Regions from separate parts of the Homo sapiens genome. Here region 1 is linked to region 2. The links are chromatin loops, found by intact Hi-C in ENCODE. Cell type or tissue: Calu3. All regions are shown on one strand. Links, peaks and the distances in the headings refer to the core of each region. The heading gives the core; the rest is flanking DNA.

Region 1 (2,914 bases), core at 251-2,750, 48 kb after region 2:
ATTATTTTAATTTGCTTTTCTGGGAAAGCAGTTTTGCTAAAAGCTGTACAGACTTTCCTTTGTACCTAGTAGTACTTTATATAGTATAGCTTTGGGCTATGTAGCATTTTAAGACTCAATTAATAAAAAATTAATCTGTTGCTGACTCTGTTAATTCCTATTTCCACATGTATTTCCTTGAAGAATTCAGGATACGACTTCTTGTGTATGACAGTTTTCCTTCACACACTATTTTTGTGGGTGTGTATATATCTGATTTGGGGAGAATTTAAAAAACACATAGCTTTTTAATTTGTTTGAAACAGACCTTTTGCCTGTTACATTTTGTGCTCTTAACCAATTAAAGAAGCCAATGACATGTTAGTTTTATATTGTGTTTTCCACTAGTATATCCCTGTTGATTTGTTTGTGCCTTTTATTAACTGCCATTTTCTAAAATTTTTTTCAATAAAGGGAAGACGTGAAAAAAATTACTCAGAACAGCAATATATAATAAACAATTAAAAAATCAACAATAAGGGAGTTGTTAGATAAATTAAGGTAGGGCTGAATCTAATTCTCCTGGGTCTGGCCCATAGGAAGTATTTAATACTTATTAAATGAATGGTATACTACCGTGTTGCAATATTATTTACTCAGGTGCATGTGAAATCAGTTTAAGGGAAAAATAACTTTCACAAAACATAGGAATTACATCTATAGAAAACCTATGCTGCCGGGCGCGGTGGCTCAGCCTGTAGTCCCAGCACTTTGGGAGGCGGAGGCGGGAGGATCGCTTGAACCTAGGAGTTCCGAGGCCAGCCCGGGCAACACAGACAGATCCCAGTCTCTACAAAAACTATATTTAAAAAATTAGCTGGGCGTGGTGGTGCGAGCCTGTAATTCCAGCTACTTAAGGTCAGGGAGGTCGAGGCTGCAGTGAGCCATGATCGCGCCACTGCATTCCTGCCTGGGGGATAGAGACCCTGTCTGAGAAGTGAAGGAAAGGGGAATGGTAGAGGGAAGGGGAAGAGAAAGAAAAGAAAACCTATGGAGGTACGTTAATAATCAGAAGGGGCCAGAGGAAGCCACCTGACACATTTGTGAGACAATTTAAAAGGCGTTCTCATACATTCTCACTTTGATACAACAACCCTGCAAAGTGCGCACGGAAGGTGTTATTAACTCCGTTTTACAGGTAAGGAGATCGACCCACTGAGGTCAGGAGTGACTGACCAAGGCGGAGCCAGGACTCTAGCCCCCGCCTCCCGGCCACTGGTCCCGGTCTCCTTCCCCGCCACCACTCGGCCACCGTCATTGGTGTTCAGAGTTTCGGTTCTCTTTTCTGTGATCGTATTACTTATGCAAAACGAGCCCAGTCACTTGCGCGGCCAGAGAGGGGCAGGTGCTGGGCGGCGGCTGACGGGCGCAGCACCCTAGGCCCAGTGTCTGGCTCCAGCCCCGCATCCGGCGCCGGCCCCGCATCCAGCTCTGGCCCTGCGACAATAGAGTCCGGAAGTGCAGGCAAAGCGGCTCCCGGGAGCGCCGCGCGGTCCTGCGCGGGATCAGCGAGGGCCGCGCCCCGGCGGGCGGGCGGCATGGCTGCAGTGCTGGCTCTCAGGGTGGTCGCGGGGTTGGCGGCCGCAGCGCTGGTGGCCATGCTCTTGGAGCACTACGGCCTGGCGGGCCAGCCCTCGCCGCTGCCGCGCCCCGCGCCCCCCAGGAGGCCGCACCCTGCGCCAGGGCCCGGAGACAGCAACATCTTCTGGGGCCTGCAGGTGACGCGGCGGGAAGCCGGGCCGGGAGGCAGGTGCAGATCGGGCACCGTGCGGTGGGACCCTTGCGGGTGTTGGGCCCCACGCTCCAGGCTGGGGACCTCAGTCAGATTGTAACTCGAGGCTCTGTCTAGTGCTGGCCCTGTCCTTACCTGGGGGGTTCGTTATGCATTGCCTCTTTGCCTTTTCCTTCTGCCCGAGAGAGCCGCTGAGCCGCCCCTCCCCATGCTGCCTCTTCCTGGCTCAGATCTCTCTGTTCAATACCTGTTTTCGGCAGATATCCGACATTCACCTGAGCAGGTTTCGAGATCCAGGCAGAGCGGTAGACTTAGAGAAATTCTGTTCTGAAACTATTGACATCATTCAACCAGCTCTCGTCCTAGCAACAGGTAGGGAGGCTTGCCGTGCTGTGGTGGTGGTCTGTGGTCCGCATGGTAGAACTCTAGCCAGGGCTGTGGCTTTTCATTTTGGGGACGTTGGGAGCAGTATAGCCACAGCCCCAGGTGAGCTCTGTGAGGTGGAAGAGATTGGACATTCTAACCCCTTTGCCTATGGATAACTGAATGAGTCAAGATCCAGGCAAAATGATTTGACGTAGCAAGGTTTTGTCAAAGCAGTAGAAGCAAGGCTCCTGGTTCTCATGTCAGTCTGTTGTCTGATATATTTGTATCTGGTTTTTGTTCTTGTTGTTGTTACAGTTCTGGTTGTGAGAATTAGGGAAAAGCCTGTAACCACGAATCAGAAGTTCTCTTCTTTTGCTAACTTTTCTATTTTCTTTACATTATTAATCTTATATTTTCAGTTGTTTGAGGCTTCCGGTGACCCAGGGCACTTTTTCTTCATCCTTTGATAGTTTTATGACTTAAGTTTTCTAGACTCTTCAAACACTTTATTTGCTTTCAAACTGTAATGGGGAGAAGAAGCTAAAGGAGCATCTATCTATCTTGCTTACTGGGGAATTCATCACTCATCCACCTTATTGAAGCATCTCTGCTGACATGAAAGGGTATCAGTTCTGATTTAATGGATGAGCCTCCATAAAAAGTTTTCTGTTTAGTTCTCTATAAATTTTGGTATTTTGTTGTCCAATTCCACCTGCCACATTGCTTCTTGCTGTAAAAATAATACTTGGTCAAATCACATATTCTGATTTTGTGGTT
Region 2 (2,914 bases), core at 151-2,650:
TTAGCCAGGCATGGTGGTGCTTGCCTGCAAGCCCAGCTACTCAGGAGGTTGAGGCAGGAAAATTGCTTGAACCTGGGAGGTGGAGGTTGCGGGTGAGCTGAGATAGCGCCACTGTACTCTAGCCTAGGCAATAAGAGCGAAACTCTGTCTCAAAAACAAACAAACAAACAAAAAACAACAACTTAAAAAGCTAACAGGAAATATAGGTTGTCTAATAATATTCTGTAAAATATATATCATCTATAGACCTATTTAGAGTAGGATTTTTCAACCTTAATACTACTGACATTTTGGGCCAGATATCATTTGTCGGGGGTGAACCAGACTGTCCTGTGCATTAGGATGTTTAGCAGGAATCTTGGCCTCTACACACTAGATGCCAGTACCTTCATCCCCAGTTGTAACAACTAAAAATATCTCCATGAAACTTTTGGAGACATGAGGTCTGCAAATGTCTAGCATGCTTTAGTTGAAACTGATTGGGCTTTAGCTAAAAATATGTAAGAATATAAATGACCCTTACTATACTATATAGCAACATGGTACACAAAATGCAAAGACTATTTTTTCGTTTGTTTTTGAGATGGAGTCTTGCTCTGTTGCCCAGGCTGGAGTGCAGTGGCACAATCTCGGCTCACCACAACCTCTGTCTCCCGGGTTCAAGCAATTCTCTGCCTCAGCCTCCCGAGTAGCTCGGATCACAGGCGCCCACCACCATGCCTGGCTAATTTTTGTAGTTTTAGCAGAGACGGGGTTTCCCATCTTGGCCAGGCTGGTCTTGAACTCCTGACCTCGTGATCCACCTGCCTCGGCCTCCCAAAGTGCTGGGATTACAGGCATGACCACAGCGCCTGGCCAAGGCTATTTTTTTTCCCCTGAGAAAAGAACAGAATAAAGAAAGATAGTATGTTCTAAACAACTGTTAACTGTACATAAACCAGTTAGGCCTAGAATTATAAGGAAGTAAAAACAATTCTCTGTATTTATAAAGTTTAAAACTTTACACTCCTAACCTAAACTAGCTCTAAGAAGGAAAACTAAATTTCAAATTTCAGGCAGAGGTAAGGAGTAAAAACATTCTCTGTGCTGTCACGAAGTTTAAGGCACTGCTCTCACAAAGAATAAAAAGCCTAAAGTTGCTTTCAGTTTCCCTGCCGCTGGCCTCTTCTATTCAACTAAATTACAACTGTTTCTACAGGTTCAAAATCCCTTATGCCAGACTCTGAAATCCAAATAGCTCCAAAACTGAAAGGTTTTGGGATTGTAGGTTTGGCAATAAATCTCACTTGGTGGCAAAAAATTACTTTAAATGACATGCGACTACAGGCATGATTTATACTACTTGTTATGAATATTCACAGATTTCTTAAAGAAAGATTGTGTTTGATTACAGTGTCCCGCCCTGACTCTGCTGGGGAAGTATTCAGAATTCTGAAATGGCCCCAAAGAGTTTCAGGTAAGAGTGTACTGGATATATTATGAACAAGGCAAAAATTTATCACTGACATTCCGTTGGAGAACAGGAAGAAACAGTGAGCACTATTTAACTGGAAGACATATATATTCAGAAACAAGCTATACTAGCAAAAACCAAACTATAACGGTATAATAAAAGAAAATTAATAAGATTAAATGTATTATAAATAGCAATAAACCAAGACAAGTACATCGTGAAATAGATACAAAATACCAAGATTGTAATACTTGGCCAGGATGCAGTGACTCATGCCTGTAATCCCAGCACTTTGTGAGGCTGAGGCATGTGGATCACTTGAGGCCAGGAGTTTGAGACCAGCCTAGCCAACATGGTGAAACCTTGTCTCTACTAAAAATATGAAAATTAGCCAGGCATGGTGGCGGGTGCCTGTAATCCCAGCCAGACGTGGTGGCGGGCACCCGTAATCCTAGCTACTTGGGCGGCTGAGGCAGGAGAATTGCTTGAACCTGGGAGGCAGAGGTTGCAGTGACGTGACCGGAGATCGCACCACTGCACTCCAGCCTGGGTCACACAGCAAGACTCTGTTTCAAAAAAAAAAAAAAAAAAGGATTTTAATAATTATAATCAATCCTGTAAATTTCTAATTCTTACCTGCAAGAATAGGTTGTCTCTCCACTTTTGAAAACCCTCCCACAAAGCTGAAATGCTCCACTGTGCTTCAATTTCTCTAAGCAAATATCTGGATCTTCTCCAAATAAGTACCATTCCAGTGGAGTGAATATTGACATTTGTACACTTTCCTCCTGCTTTTCCAAGTCTGGGTCCATTTCAGCAAAGTAAATTTCTGGCACCAATTGTGCCAAATGATGCAAGAAAGCAGTATAAAAATCAACTTGCTGATCCCACCACTAAAAGAAAAGAAGATGAAAATTAGACTGACTTACAAGTTCCTTCTTAATCATCTAGGGGCACAAATAATGACATAATTCTACAATTTCAAAGTAATTTACAGTATATTTCATCTTTCACCAATACAGAAGGAAAGTGGGTGATTAAAAAAATTAAGCTTGGAAATAAGCAACTGCTCACATACCACCAGTATCTGAAAAAAAAAAAAAAAAAAAGAAGAGTAGCTGTAGTAAGAATTATCCTTCCCTTCTGAAATGGCCAATTCCTGCTATGTGAAGGTGGTTCTATTATCAGTCACAGGCTGTACAGACAATGCATTCATCAAAAATTTTGTTTTAGGAAACCAGAGTATTTAACAAGAGATCGAAATGAACATAGGCCAAAATTTTGTAAACACAAAAAGCACTAACCATAAAAGGAAAAAAACTAGATAAAATGGACCTCATCAGAAGTAAAACCTTCTGCTCTTTAAAAGAAACTGTTACAGATGGCTTATTTGCATGTGAAAACATGCTTACATTATTAGTCATTAGGGAAGCACAAATTAAAATGACAATGAGATACCCC

Evidence for each region. Hi-C counts contacts between places; a loop is a spot of excess contacts. Peaks named below come from ENCODE experiments on the same cell type or tissue, not always from the same donor. Only the 100,000 strongest peaks of a DNase experiment are listed, where the experiment ranks them.
Region 1: it touches region 2 in a loop (2.0-fold over the local background); 9 of 110 quality-filtered maps call a loop at or near these places.

Annotation. Positions count from the first base shown.
Region 1 is chr15:43,132,226-43,135,139 of GRCh38, forward strand. It overlaps TMEM62 (transmembrane protein 62), which reads left to right and starts at 1,361. Exons shown (of 14, transcript NM_024956.4): 1 at 1,361-1,757; 2 at 2,032-2,143. The coding sequence starts at 1,578. RefSeq lists silencers at 1,149-1,208, 1,429-1,828, 2,019-2,230. In Calu3, for the core only: no CTCF peak of the experiment used is centred there; DNase peaks (open chromatin) are centred at 1,276 and 1,756.
Region 2 is chr15:43,083,895-43,086,808 of GRCh38, forward strand. UBR1 (ubiquitin protein ligase E3 component n-recognin 1) reads right to left here. Exons shown (of 47, transcript NM_174916.3): 2 at 2,090-2,346. Among named protein-coding and RNA genes, the nearest start is that of UBR1, 21 kb to the right of the region's middle. In Calu3, for the core only: no CTCF peak of the experiment used is centred there; no DNase peak of the experiment used is centred there.